2 separate regions of the Homo sapiens genome follow, and region 2 is linked to region 1. The links are chromatin contacts, found by POLR2A ChIA-PET in ENCODE. All regions are on one chromosome and are shown on one strand. Each heading gives the region's core, a stretch centred on a gene start or an enhancer-like site at or near the end of the contact. The rest is flanking DNA. Distances are from core to core; before and after follow the strand shown.

Evidence for each region. ChIA-PET counts read pairs that join two places held with the same protein, here RNA polymerase II (POLR2A).
Region 2: POLR2A ChIA-PET joins it to region 1 with 10 read pairs in activated T-cell. The contact joins the promoter of BCAT2 here to the promoter of RAB3A in region 1. POLR2A ChIA-PET finds 5 or more read pairs at or near these places in 2 of 52 experiments (H1 and activated T-cell).

The regions. Positions count from the first base shown.
Region 1 is chr19:18,202,675-18,205,383 of GRCh38, forward strand. It overlaps RAB3A (RAB3A, member RAS oncogene family), which reads right to left and starts at 1,368. Exons shown (of 5, transcript NM_002866.5): 1 at 1,222-1,368; 2 at 1-66. The coding sequence starts at 66. LOC102725254 (a long non-coding RNA gene) reads left to right here and starts at 2,056. Exons shown (of 2, transcript NR_134910.1): 1 at 2,056-2,225. RefSeq lists enhancers at 610-1,392, 1,425-1,719, 1,905-2,004 and silencers at 1,385-1,774, 2,660-2,709.
Region 2 is chr19:48,809,675-48,812,383 of GRCh38, forward strand. BCAT2 (branched chain amino acid transaminase 2) reads right to left here and starts at 1,355. Exons shown (of 11, transcript NM_001190.4): 1 at 1,310-1,355. The coding sequence starts at 1,333. LOC105372432 (a long non-coding RNA gene) reads left to right here. Exons shown (of 3, transcript XR_936017.4): 3 at 670-1,163. RefSeq lists enhancers at 935-1,004, 1,278-1,572, silencers at 1,325-1,544, 2,621-2,709 and a cis regulatory region at 2,434-2,709.

The DNA of each region.
Region 1 (2,709 bases), core at 118-2,617:
CATGTAGTCGAAGTTCTGATCCGAGGACTCCTTCTGCCCATAGCGCGAGTCTGTGGCGGATGCCATCTGGGGATACCGGGTGTAGCAGAGCCGTGAGGGGGGCTCTCTCCATCCTCATGTGCCCAAGCCCAGGCAGAAGATGGCAAGGGCTCCAGAAAACGGCCGGTGTATGGAGGACACCCTTATCCCATCAGGAGCCCCAGTATTAATTGGTGGTGCCCCCAGCAGAGGGCAGCCTGTGACCTTGAAATCCTGGGCGTTTCAGAGGAGGGGCTCAGAGGGTTGCCGATGGGGACACCCCAGCAGCCCCCTTCAAGGGGCAGGTGCCCCAGGTGGGGCTGTAACCCTAAACCCAGGGCTGAGCCCGGAGGGGGTGACTGCGGCTGGCTCCGCCCCCCATCAATCTTTCATGGTCCTCAGAACCCGGCCGCGCGGCCCCACGTGCACCGCGTGCATGGTCCCTCGAGGACGCGCATCTGCAGCCCCCGCTCCCCGCAAACCTCCAGGCCGGAGAGCTCCGGCCAAGGCCGCTGCATCACATGATACAGGAGGGGCATGCACACGCTCACGTGCACACAGCCTCAAACACGCTCATCCGTACATACAGGAGTGTGTGAACGCACTGAGGTGCACAGGACAAAGACACAGACACCTGTTTGCACACCGACTCGCCTATAGAAATGTGCAAACCACCCGTGCGCACAGGCCCCTCCACCCATGCAGGCGTGTGCACATCACCCACACGGACACGGATCCCCGTGCTTGTATGCACGGGCCATACCTGCACAGGCGGTCCACACGTCTTTCTCCACGCGCGTGCAACGCTCACACACTTAGGCCCAGACCCCCACGGCGTCACACGAGCATATCCAGGTACACAAGCAAGGGTGCACACAGACCCGCTGACACAGGCAGGCGCGCACACGCGTGTGCACACCACGCGCACGCGCACGCAAAAGCCTCCCGCGCGCACAGCTTCCCGCAAGGAGCTCGGCTCCCCTCCCCCTCCGCCGCAGAGCAGGGGGGTTGGGGGGGTTAGTGGTGAGGATCAGGCAGGAGTGGGGCGCCCGGGCCCTACCCATTCCCAGCCTCGCGACCGCCGCATCCTTCCCCCCATTCAACCCTAGTCAACCTCGTCCCCCACCTCCATCAGCCCATCAGTCAAATGAAGGTTATGCAGGTGCTCGGAGCCTGAGCACACCCGGCCGCCCAGGAGCTCACCTTGCCCTGCACCGATGCAACGGCGACCCTAGCGGCGGTGACTTTTTTGGCGGTGGCGGTGACAGGACCCCGGTGCGTTGATGTGGGGCTGCGCGGCGGCGGCGGCAGCAGCGGCTCAGGCCCCTGCAGTCCTCCGTGACGTCCTGCAAAGGGAGGGGCGGAGCCTCACATGTAGATAAGTCCGTGACGCCATCCGGAGGCGGAGCCGCGCGTAGAGATGTGGCCCATTGACGCACGCAGAGCCAGATGGGGCAGGGCTCCTGAGCAGATTGACGTGCAAATGGGGCGGGGCCTAGCGTGTGCATCCAGTAGGGGCGGGAGCGGCGCGGGGGCCGACTCCGCCTCTCGTCCGCCTCCTGTCCGCCTCGGGGAGGCGGGGCCCCTCAGCGTTCTCTCACTGGCTTAAGCTCTCGAGCGACGGGCGAAGTAGCCAATCAGAGATTGTCTACGCCCTCCTCTTGTCCAATGGTGGCATCTGGGAGATTGAAGGGCCGAGAGGCTGAGGCCTTGGCTGAGCCCCGGTCTTCGAGGGGCGGTTCCCTTACCCGCCCGCACCCACCCCAGGTAGGGGACTCTTGAGGCCACCGTCTAGTCCAAGGTGCTGTGACCCCTGTTAAATGCCCCTGACTCCCAATTGCAGAAAAGAAAAATCGAGGCCCAAGAGATGTTTTATACCCTCACATATATGGGGTTCAAAATAAATACCAAAGAATAAACAGGAGTCAAGAGGGACCCCTGTCCCATTCCCGAGGCGTAAGACCCCCCCACTGAGGGAGGGGCTAGTAAAGACTCCACCCCTCCCCCGTTTCTGAGGTTTGAAAAGAAAGAAGTAGAGGTCAAGAGAGCCTCCCCTCCCCACCATTCCCAGAAAAGGAGGAAGGGGCTGATGGACTCTCTGGGAACCCCCTCCCCTCCCTGCGCCCCGTCATCAAGAAGAAAATTCGAAGAAAAGGTTTAGCAGGGACAGAGAAGCGACCTGTCCCGGAAACCCCTTAAAGCCTGCGGTAAATGCCCCGGGAAACAGGGAGGGCACGAGCCGAAGCCTCCAGCTCTTCAAAGCTCGGATTCAAAGACCCGGGGGCTGGGAGACCCCCTCCCTCCATCCTGGGAAAGCAAAACTCAGAGGATGGAGCCTTTTGGGAGCTAAGATGGTCCATCTTTTATTCCTCCAAATCTTTAGGGAAGGAAGTCAGAATTTGGGGAGGGAGGAGGAGCCCGAAACCCCAGCCCCCACTTTGGGTCTCCTGCTCCCCCTACTCCAGCTTTCAAACCCTCCAGGGGTGTGTGGCCCCCAGGAGAGTCCTGATCCCCTAGATTCTCCCCCCACCCCTCCCAGTAGGCGGGGCTGGAGCGTGTGTGTGTGGCGGGGGGTGACTCGTCCTGTTTATAAAAAGCTCGCCAGCTGCGGAGGCGCCGAGAGACCAGAATAACTTAGCGCCTCGAGGCCCAGCCGCCGCCAACCCAGTCCCCAGCCCGCCCCCAGTGCCC
Region 2 (2,709 bases), core at 105-2,604, about 31 Mb after region 1:
CCCCTATCCAAAGCCCAGCACTTTTCCCCATTATAACCAGCATTGTCTCTGCCAAATATCAGGGCTTATTTCCTATTCACCAGGTCTGAAATTAAAAAAAAAAAAAAAATCCCATTGTTGTCTTTTTCAATCCCCAGGACTATCCCTATGTTGCTGTCTAGGCCAGTACCTTCCAGACTGTCCCTACCATGGTCCAGCACTGTCCTCTCCACACCCCGGGACTGTCCCCATCACAGCTGAGGACTCAGCCCAATTATCTCCATTACAGGATATCTCTATCTTCATCAGAGCCTAGGAATGTCCCATCATGAGTTCAGGGCCATTCTATGACACCAGAACTGTGCCATGATGAGACGGTCCACATCAGTCCCAAGTGGACCTGTCAAAGCCCAGTACTGCCCCACCACAGTCCAGGAGTGTCACCACTAAAGCCCAGATTGCCCACATACCCCAGGTATCCCAGGACTATCCCTATCAGTCACTAAGAGCCGAAAAAAGTGAAATTCTGCCCTGACATTCATCAGCTAGGATAAGAGACTCAAATAAAGTCAGGTGTAAAGTTAACAGACAGTTCTCCCAAGGTTACACCGCAGCTGTGAAGGCTTGTAATGACCCCTTTCTTTGGCTGTTTCCTTCCTCACTGAGAAACCTTGTTCTCTGAAATCATAGACTCTGGGAAACGCTGCTGCTGTTTGACATCGCACAGTCAGAAGGGATCGTCTCAGCCAGCCTGCAGCATCTGTCACTTTGACCATGAGACGCTGCCTCGATTTCCAATCCAGGTGCAAAGCTTCAGATAGGAGTTTGGGAAGCACAGCAATCCCCATCTCTTATTTTTTTCAACTTTCATTCCAAGAAAATAGGACCTTGAGTCCAATTCCCAGAGCTGAGACTTGAGGTCCAACTCTGCCTTCACCTGCACCCGGCCCTGGAGGTCTGGGCCCCTTTATTCCAGCTCCCGCACAGGCTGATGCCCCACCGCACCCCAGGGCTCCGCTCCCCAAATCACAACCTCCCCACCCCCACGCCTCCCTCATTACAGGGTCCTCCACCATGTTTCCCTTTTTTTTTTTTTTTTTACCTCCCCGCCAATTACTTGCCCCACCTCATCCGCGTCTACCTGCTCCCCCTCACCCCATTAAAGCCTCGTGCTCCTTTCCAAAGGGCGCCATCCTCCTCCGCGCCCTGCAGCGGAACCCCAGGGCGGGAGGAGCGGCGCCGAGTCGGACCGGCTGCAGGCCAGTGGTCTTCCCGGAAGTGCGCCTCCCCCGGTTATTTCCCAGACCCCGGCGCGGGGCTGCGAACCCACCTGCCCCAGAGCGGCTGCGGCCATGATCCGTGCGGCGCGTAACTGTGCCCGCCCGGGGCGCGGCTCCGAAGAGAGACGTTCCGGCCACGCCCCGCTCACGCCTCCTTCTGGGGGAAGGCGGCCGACCAGCGCCCCAGGCCGTCCCAGCTCCAGGGCGTCGGCAGGGAGCCGGACACTGCTGCGGGGCGCAGGCGCTGGTGGGAGGGCAGGACTTGAAATACGGTCCCTGCCAGGCGAAGTGGCTCAGGTCTGTAATCTTAGCACTTTGGGAGGCCGAAGCGGGCGGATTACCTGAGGTCAGGAGTTAGAGACCAGCCTGGTCCAACATGATGAAACCCCGTCTCTACTAAAAATACAAAAAATTAGCCGGGCGTGGTGGCGGGCGCCTGTAATCTTAGCTACTCGGAAAGCTGAGGCAGGAGAATTGCTTGAATCGGGGAGGCAGAGGTTGCAGTGAGCCGAGATGATGCCACTGCACTCCAGCCTGGGCGACAGAGTGAGACTCCGTCTCAAAAAAAAAAAAAAAAAAAAGTCCTGGCTTGGTGGCTCACACCTGTAATCCCAGCACTTTGGGGGCCAAGGCGGGTGGATCACCTGAGGCCAGGAGTTCAAGACCAGCCTGGCCGACATGGGGAAACCCCGTCTCTACTAAAAATACAAAAATTAAGGCCAGGCACGGTGGCTTACGCCTGTAATCCCAGCACTTTGGGAGGCCGAGGTGGGCGGATCACAAGGTCAGGAGTTCAAGACCCGCCTGACCAACATGGTGAAACCCCGTCTCTACTAAAGATACAAAAATTAGCCGGGTGTGGTGGTGTGCGCCTGTAATCCCAGCTACTAGGGAGGCTGAGGCAGGAGAATCATTTGAACCCTGGAGGCGGACGTTGCGGTGAGCCGAGATCGCGCCACTGCATTTCCAGCCTGGGTGACAGGGTGAGACTCCGTCTCAAAATAAATAAATAAATAAAAATAAATACATAAAAATACAAAAATTAGTCGAGCGTGGTGCCGGGGGCCTGTAATCCCAGCTATTCGGGAGGCTGAGGCAGGAGAATCGCTTGAACCCGGGAGGCGGAGGTTGCAGTGAGCCGACATTGCACCACAGCACTCCAGCCTGGGCGACAGAGTGAGACTCCGTCTCAAATTAAAAAAAAAAAAAAAAAATCGTATCCCTCGGCCATCGTGTCTCGGCAATCCTACCCTGGGACACTCTGTCTCCAAATTCTACCCCCACAGTGCCCCCAAGTCCTGTCCCCGGGTCACTATCCTGCCACCCCTAACAGCCACAGGCCCAAACAGCCAAACCGCGGGACCCTTCCCTCACAGGGCGTCGCCCTGTTTTTCTGCGCTCCGCCCCAGTCCTCCTGCCCCACCCGCCAGCCCCGGGCTGTAGGGTCGGG